Regions from separate parts of the Homo sapiens genome. Here region 2 is linked to region 1. The links are chromatin contacts, found by Hi-C or POLR2A ChIA-PET in ENCODE. All regions are on one chromosome and are shown on one strand. Each heading gives the region's core, a stretch centred on a gene start or an enhancer-like site at or near the end of the contact. The rest is flanking DNA. Distances are from core to core; before and after follow the strand shown. Region 1 has its middle 150 kb from the start of LINC00332. Region 2 overlaps LOC124903162.

Region 1 (3,760 bases), core at 1,083-3,582:
TCTCTTCCAGAAAAGACTATCTGAGCTACTCTGGAAATGAACGGAATTCCTTCAATTACGTCTGAATTTATAAAAATCTGAGAGAAAACTCAAGTTTACCAAGAATGCATTCTTGCTTGCATGGTGTTCCTTCCACATGATGCATTGTTACCAATAAGGATGCCATGCATGCCTTTCAGCCACCCATTGCTTATTGGAGAAAGAACTGACATCAGATGAGAAGGAAAGATCTACAAATTTAGTTGTTTTTTTTTCTGTTTCTTTTTTGCCATTTAGACTTCATTTTATCATAATTTTAGGGTTTTTAAAATTGTATAACATGGTTTTGTACTGGTAAATTTTCTTTTTTATGTAACAATTCTTTATTATAGGTATGTACTGATTGCTAAGGACTAGTAATTCAAGCATAAAGGAGGAAGGTTTTATTTTTATTTCAAGGACTTAATGGGCTATTGAAGGGGATGTACAGTGATGACACTGTACGTCACTGAGCCAGTGATGACAATACCAAAATAATGACTGCCTCAGTATAAGGCATGTGCAACAGTGGGAGGCTGGAGTGAAGGGACGGCTGCATACTCCATGGGGAATAGACATATCAGGGGTTGCCACGAAAATGTTTTTTCTTTTCTTTTTTTTTTTTGAGATGGAGCCTCACTCTGTCACCCAGGTTGGAGTGCAGAGGTGCAATCTCGGCTCACTGCAACCTCTGCTTCTCGGGTTCAAGCGATTCTCCTGCCTCAGCCTCCTGAGTAGCTGGGATTATAGGTGCCTGCCACCACACTGGCTACTTTTTGTAACTTTAGTACAGGCAGGGTTTCACTATGTTGGCCAGGCTGGTCTTGGATTCCTGACCTCAGGTGATCTGCCTGCCTCAGCCTCCCAGAGTGCTGGGATTATAGGTGTGAGCCACCATGCCTGGCCAGAAAATGTTATTTTTCCATGAAAATCCCTGTGGTGATAATTGTAAGATAAATGATCCAAAGGCATATATTAAAATTCATTTTGAGAGCCCATCATATAATAAACTTTCTGTGGGTAAGGCTGTGGATATTAAAAAATATAACATATTCATTCATTTGTTGCCAGGAGGTTTAATTTATTTTCTTCCTTCTTAATAAAGTAGAAGGAAAAAACATCCATGTTTATACGATGTCACTGCAGTTCAAAATAAGACTCATTAATTATCAGAATGAGTGGCCACTGAGCAATCTGCTCCAGTGAGTGGCTTGCACAGCTCACTGGAGTTTATGTTACATTTGGCCATTTACGCACTCACTTTCCAGAAAGCCCACTTTACTTGTGAGCTAAGTCAGATCCCCAAAAATGGATCTTCTTATGTTGAAGTTGACTGATCTTCCAAGATGGATGAATTTTTAATAAACTGATGAGAAGTCCTGTTTGCGATACATTGTTGATCATCACTCAGCCCCAAATGACTGGAAAGGTTATTTAGGGACTCAGGAAGCCCCAGCATAAGCAAATACCATAGGTACAAGCCCTTAAAATCAAAATGCCTAGATGTTAAATCAATGTCCCTATTATTGTTTCACATGGGACTCTGGTGACATTTCTAGAGAAGGAATGATTCTTGGCACTTTTCTTAGAAGAATGCCCTCTGCTTGTCGCTGGCTAGATGAGGGAGCATCTGCTATCCAGCTAACAAGGCAGGGGTCAGCAGGAGAACAGACTGGGGAGGCCGGGGATATGGGAAGGGTCCTCTCTGCAGCTGCTCTGTGGGGCAGGCGTGTCCTGATGACAGGGTGTCCTCAGCTGGAGCCATGGGGGAAAGAAGCAAGGCACGTCTCCTGGGTTTCCCCTTAAGTTCCAGTGAAGAGAAATTCAAAATACTTTCATTTTCCTACTAACCACACTTCTTCTGTGGGGAAATATGAGTGCTTCATAGCACCTACAGGACAACACCTCTTGTAGATATCAATTTGGAAGCTTCATCTCTTTGAGAAGTTGCAGGATAAAACAGCATTTTTAATAATCTCTTTGATAATAATCATTTGGCCCTGCATAATATATACATATATACTGTACATATGTATTATATATACACAATTTATGTATATGTTTTTATATGTGTGTGTGTTTACACATACACACAGAGATAAAATGAGAAAGACCAGAGGCAGAGAGAGAGACACACACACACACACACACACAGAGAAACACACTCTTTGATGATGATGAGCCAGATACCACAAAGGAAAAGGTTTCTGCCTACAGGTCTAGGACTATTGATGAGTAAATTCTGTTCTTTCCTTCCCACCGTAATCAGCCCTTGGTTGAGCAAATCTTGAGGGTTGAATAGGGTTTCACTTTCAACCTCACGCGGACAGAAATGGTCATGATTCACCTAAATTCCCTGTGAACAGAAACAGGCTGGCTTCTCACACCTCCAGTGAAGGCTGGACGGTGGTGGTAGGCTGCTCTTATCTCAATTTCAAGTTCTTTTGCCTCATTTCATGCCATTGAAAACATCATTTGGATTGGCCATCTGCACCCTGAATGACATCCGCATTTTACCCACTGACATGGAGCAGCCACAGCTGATTAATAGAGCCAGAATTCCTCATGTGGACCAATTTGCTATGCAGTTGTCAAGGAGTCAAAACCCAGCTTAGCTGTGTAGTGGTTTGAGAATGGTCATCTTTCAATGCTATAACAAAAATTAAAACTCTACTAATAGCTGAGCCCTGGATTTCTGTTGAGAATTCTGCTCAGTTTCATGTTAGGGTAATTTGCCTAAATGGGCTCAACCTTAACAGACAAGAATGTCCAAGAACAAGCTGGATGCTAATGTTTTGTTCTGAAAGAATGTTAAAGAATTTTTTTTAAATAAAAAGGTCTTGTTAATAATCCTTTTTTAAAAATAATTTCAACTTGTATTTTAGATTCAGAGGGTACATGTGCAGGCTTGTTACATGGGTATATTACGTGATGCTGAGGTTTGGGGTATGAATGATCCCATCACCCAGGTACTAAGCATAGTACCCAACAGTTAGTTCCTCAGCCCTTGGTGACCTCCCTCCCCCATCTAGTAGTCACCAGCATCTATTATTCCTATCTTTATGTCCATGAGTATGCGATGTTTAGCTCCCACTTATGAGTGAGAACATATGATATTTAGTTTTCTGTTCCTGCACTAACTCAGTTAGGATAATGACCTCCAGCTGCAACAGTGTTCCTGCAAAGGACCTTATCTGTCAATGACATTGCTAGCTTTTCTGAGATAGGCAACTCAGAGGAGTATGTGATTTCAGGCTTGGGATCGTTTGGTTCCAAGTAGCAGAAACTCACCAAGGAGTGTTTGCTAAAAAGTGGGATTTGTTGAAAGGATATGAGGTTAGAGGAGCAGAAGGTCTGGATGAAGACCTGGAGTAGAGTCAGGAACCAAGGCAATGCCTCCCAGCATCACTCCCTGGGGGTCAAGCAGCTGCTCATCCCCACTTCTCTCTGGATATCAGCATTATTTTTCTCTCTTCGCAGACTGTTTTTTCCTGATTTTCTGGAAGAGTGTCAGAAATGTGTTGCCTAACCCTTGTCTCTGCATCGTTCCCCAGTCTCAGGCTCCCAACCAACTGACCTGTCCCAAGAGAGACAGACACTAGTAGGTCCAGCTTAATTAGAGATTGGCTTCCTTGATCCACCTTTGACTCAGCTAACTATGGCCAGGGGCTAGCATCATTTGAGTGATCTGGCTCCTGGTGTCCAGTCCTGTGCAGGGGGAGGCATTTCTTTCAGAAAAGGG
Region 2 (3,669 bases), core at 1,094-3,593, 120 kb before region 1:
GGGGACATCTTTTCTCTTCTTTTTCCGCTAATAGCATCCTATTCTTCACTAGGGAGTTTCCCCTTCCCTCCCTTTCCACATGGTTCTGTTGGAGCTGTCAGTCACACCAGCCCTGGCCTGGCTTCCCTAGGTGGATATTTGACCAAGCTCTGGCTGTGGTGTCCACATAATGCTCCCTCCCCAAGGGCTGTGTTCTATCCTCAGAACCCTTGAGTATGTTTTACATATTCATTGCCATTTACATAAGTATGCCATTTATGTATACATTGCCATTACGCAGCAAAAGGGACTTTGTAGATGGAATTAAGGTTGTGGACTTTCAGATGGAGAGATTCTCCTGGATTATCTAGTTGGGCCCAAAGTAATCACATGGCCTCCTGAAAGTGGAAAAGAAAAGCAGAAGGATCAAAGAAATGTGATAACAATAAAAGAAGCAGGAGAGATTTGAAACATGAGAAAGACTTGACTCACCATTGCTGGCTTTAAAGCTAGAAGAAAGGGCTATAACCTAAGGAATGTGAGCCCTTCGAGAAGCTGGGAATGGTCCACAGATGGAGACAGGTAAGGAAACCGGGATCTCAGTCCTACAGGCACAAGGAACTGAATTCTGCTAACAAACTGAATACACAAGGAAACAGGTTTCTCCTGGAGAAAGGAATGCAGCCTTCTGACACCTGGATTTTAGTCTAGGGAGACCCTAATATGGTTTGACCTTCAGAATCATGAGGTAATACATGTGTTTTGTTGTAAGCTAATAAGCCTGTGATAATTTGTTACGGCAGCAATAGCAAATGAGGACACAGGCTAAATCTCCTGGCCACAGGAATTGGTCCAGGGATGAGCATGTGATTCAAGGCCGTACCAATGAAAGTCCTTCTTTCCAGACTCCAGGAAAGAGACATCTTTTCTCTTGATGGGAGCTATAAGGATGTGTGGTCCTGGAAGTATAGCTCTGGCCCCAGCGAAGTGGAAAAGCTCATAAGAACTGTGACAACACACCGGCAGAGCTGTGATGGGAGTCAGTGCAGGTCCCGACGGGGTTCCTCCAGCCACCCCACCCCCACCCTTCCCAGTCACATAAGCCAATTAACTCCTTCTTTCATTCAAATTCATTTCAGTTGGCTTACAGTTACTTGACTAATCTTGTCCAGCCCCTTTAGAATCCCAGTCCTTGGTCATCCATACTTAAAAATACCATCTTCTCCAGAAGGAACCCAACAGGCACATATATTCTCTTGGCACATTAGCAGAAATTATTCTCTCAGATAACCTGGTTGTCACGGAGTGATGACAGAGCCCAAAGGAAATGGTGCACACCATAGGAAGATCTGGTAGAAGACAGGTAAAGGAAAAGACCTGGGTCATGGGGGAAACAGAGGAGGGAGGGTGGAAGGAAGGTGTAATGTTGAGTGAATGAATGTTGCGGGTAGAAACAAACCATTACAGCCCTAGACATCGAGAGAAAAATGGAGGTTAAAAAAAGAGAGGGGAGGTCAGGTGCAGTGCCTCATGCCTGTAATCCCAGCACTTTGGGAGGCCAAGGTGGGTGGATTACCTGAGGTCAGGAGTTTGAGACCAGCCTGACCAAGATAGTGAAACTCTGTCTCTACTGAAAATACAAACAAATTAGCCAGGTGTGGTGGTAGGCACCTGTAATCCCAGCTACTTGGGAGGCTGAGGCAGGAGAATCGCTTGAACCCGGGAGGCAGAGGTTGTGGTGAGCTGAGATCACGCCACTGCACTCCAGCCTGGGTGACAGAGAGAGACTCTGTCTCAAAAAAAAAAAAAAAAAAAAAGGGGAGGTGGCAGCTTCTCAATTCTACCTCATGCCTCTCCACTCCTACTAGGGTTTTCAGTTATTCTTGACTCTCATAAATCTCGATAATGTATTCCAATCACAGTTCCTGGAGCAGGTGGGTCAGCAGTGGGCCCATCCTAGGGGAGGGAGTCCACCTATTCCTGGATGTGCTCCGTGAGCTGCTGGGAGTGGGCACGGACAGAGTGCCCACAGCTTTCTGGAACATCCCACGGTAGAAAAAGGAGAGCCACAGAAAAGCAACACAAAACAATCTCCTCGTGCAGTTTGCTTATTGTTGGAGTTTGAAATTCTGCCAAGTGCTCATACTTCTTTGTTGTCAGCAGTTTAGTTTGAGACAATAGAGAAAACAGCTCTTTTGGCTTCTACCTAAACTTTAGCAGAGAAAAGAACAGCTTCAGAAGTTGAACTCAAATGGTCTTCTTACCTTATTTGCCCTGACCCTGAGTTGCACTGTGCTAGCAAAGAATGGAGAACATGGGGCCTGGAAATGCTGTGTTTATGAGACGAGGCTTGGGCTCACACATTCTCTGAGTCACAGCCTCTGGAGTTGGTGGTGATTAAGTAGGGATGTGGGAGGGAAGCACTGTGCCAACTTGAGAACCCCCTTTTTGGACTCAGCATTTTAACCAAACTTGAAAACTCAAATCTTTCAGCTTTAGGAGTTTATTTTCTCTTGGAAAATATCTGGATCCTTTTTATTTTCTGTACGAGGGAAGGAAAAGGCCAAGAATAAAGATGACAGGTTTATTTGGACATAAAATCATTGTTGGACAACTGTTTTTTGCTGAGTTAAGTGTCAAAAATGTCTGTAATTTACAGAATAAATTTTCCTGAAATTACACAGGGGGTGGTTAATTGACAGCAAACTGCTTGAGCTGTTTGGCTGTGGCACTGTTGTCCTTTCAGAGAACTTGGGTCCCTCCCTTCCAGTCCAGAGCTTCTGGGGCAGAATATTTATTTTGAGCACCAGGGTCTGACCCACACCTGCTCAAATCTTCAGTTCCCAGCTTTGCCTAAATGCCCTCATTTCTGAGCAACCATGAGGCTAGCTTCTAGTTTGTTTGTAAGATCTGCAGGCATCCATTTTGATGGTGTCATTGATAATTTTGTATGTGAATCTCAAAAACACTTGTAAAGAATTTGAGTTTTCTATGGCCTGGAGGGGAGGGAAGTTGTATCCTCCCTATTTAGTAAAGATGACTGACAGCTTTCCTGTATATGGCAGGCTGTCTGTCGATTGGTGGCTTTACATCTTAGAGGAGGGCTCTCTGGAGTTTTCCATTCCTATATCTATGGGTTCTGACCCATGGCTGTCTCACTTCCCTGTTTTCTGGCTGGTTTGGCAGAGATGCCTTATTACATGGGTCCTATCTGGAGGCCCAGAACAGCCTATGAAATTTTATGTCACTGCAGAAAATGGCTTCTTTCAAAATAACATTTTACATAGCCTGGCTTTCTTAATTAATGTGCTGTGGGGAGTTTTCTTAACTCTTACTTGTTCATTGGCTTTCTTGTGCTGGTGTAAGGACTCTACATCATCATTAATTGACATTAATGACATTACTTGACATTTAGGTAGCACCAGATCCACCTTTAAAACCTGAGGATAAATTATAATTTGTTGTAATACATAAGGAAGGAAGAGAATCTGGAAGGAGTCATGAAGCACAGGGAGTGAGACCTCCCTAGAGAAGCTAGCGTAAGCTTTGATTCTGCCTTAACAGGATCCCATACATCTCAATGCAGAAAGAAAACAGTTTCCAGGATGTGGCACCAGGCTTCCCCACACAGGGTCCTGTGGCACAACACAGTTTACTGCTCCATGCCACAGGGTCCCTCGCTGTAAGAGC

What was found. Hi-C counts contacts between places; a loop is a spot of excess contacts on that map. ChIA-PET counts read pairs that join two places held with the same protein, here RNA polymerase II (POLR2A). Pooled maps may share reads with other maps.
Region 2: a map of endothelial cell of hepatic sinusoid shows a loop between it and region 1 (3-fold over the local background). The contact joins two enhancer-like sites. A Hi-C loop is called at or near these places in 1 of 168 maps with a recorded cell type or tissue (endothelial cell of hepatic sinusoid) and 8 of 50 pooled maps. POLR2A ChIA-PET finds 5 or more read pairs at or near these places in 1 of 52 experiments (activated CD4-positive, alpha-beta T cell).

What each region holds. Positions count from the first base shown.
Region 1 is chr13:40,024,968-40,028,727 of GRCh38, reverse strand. No RefSeq gene overlaps it. Among named protein-coding and RNA genes, the nearest start is that of LINC00332, 150 kb to the left of the region's middle. Within about 2 kb of position 2,332, at least 2 of the 41 ENCODE cell types and tissues checked have a DNase peak (open chromatin) inside an H3K27ac peak, as active enhancers do.
Region 2 is chr13:40,148,390-40,152,058 of GRCh38, reverse strand. The region is part of intron 1 of LOC124903162; the gene reads left to right. Among named protein-coding and RNA genes, the nearest start is that of LINC00332, 32 kb to the left of the region's middle. Within about 2 kb of position 2,343, at least 8 of the 41 ENCODE cell types and tissues checked have a DNase peak (open chromatin) inside an H3K27ac peak, as active enhancers do.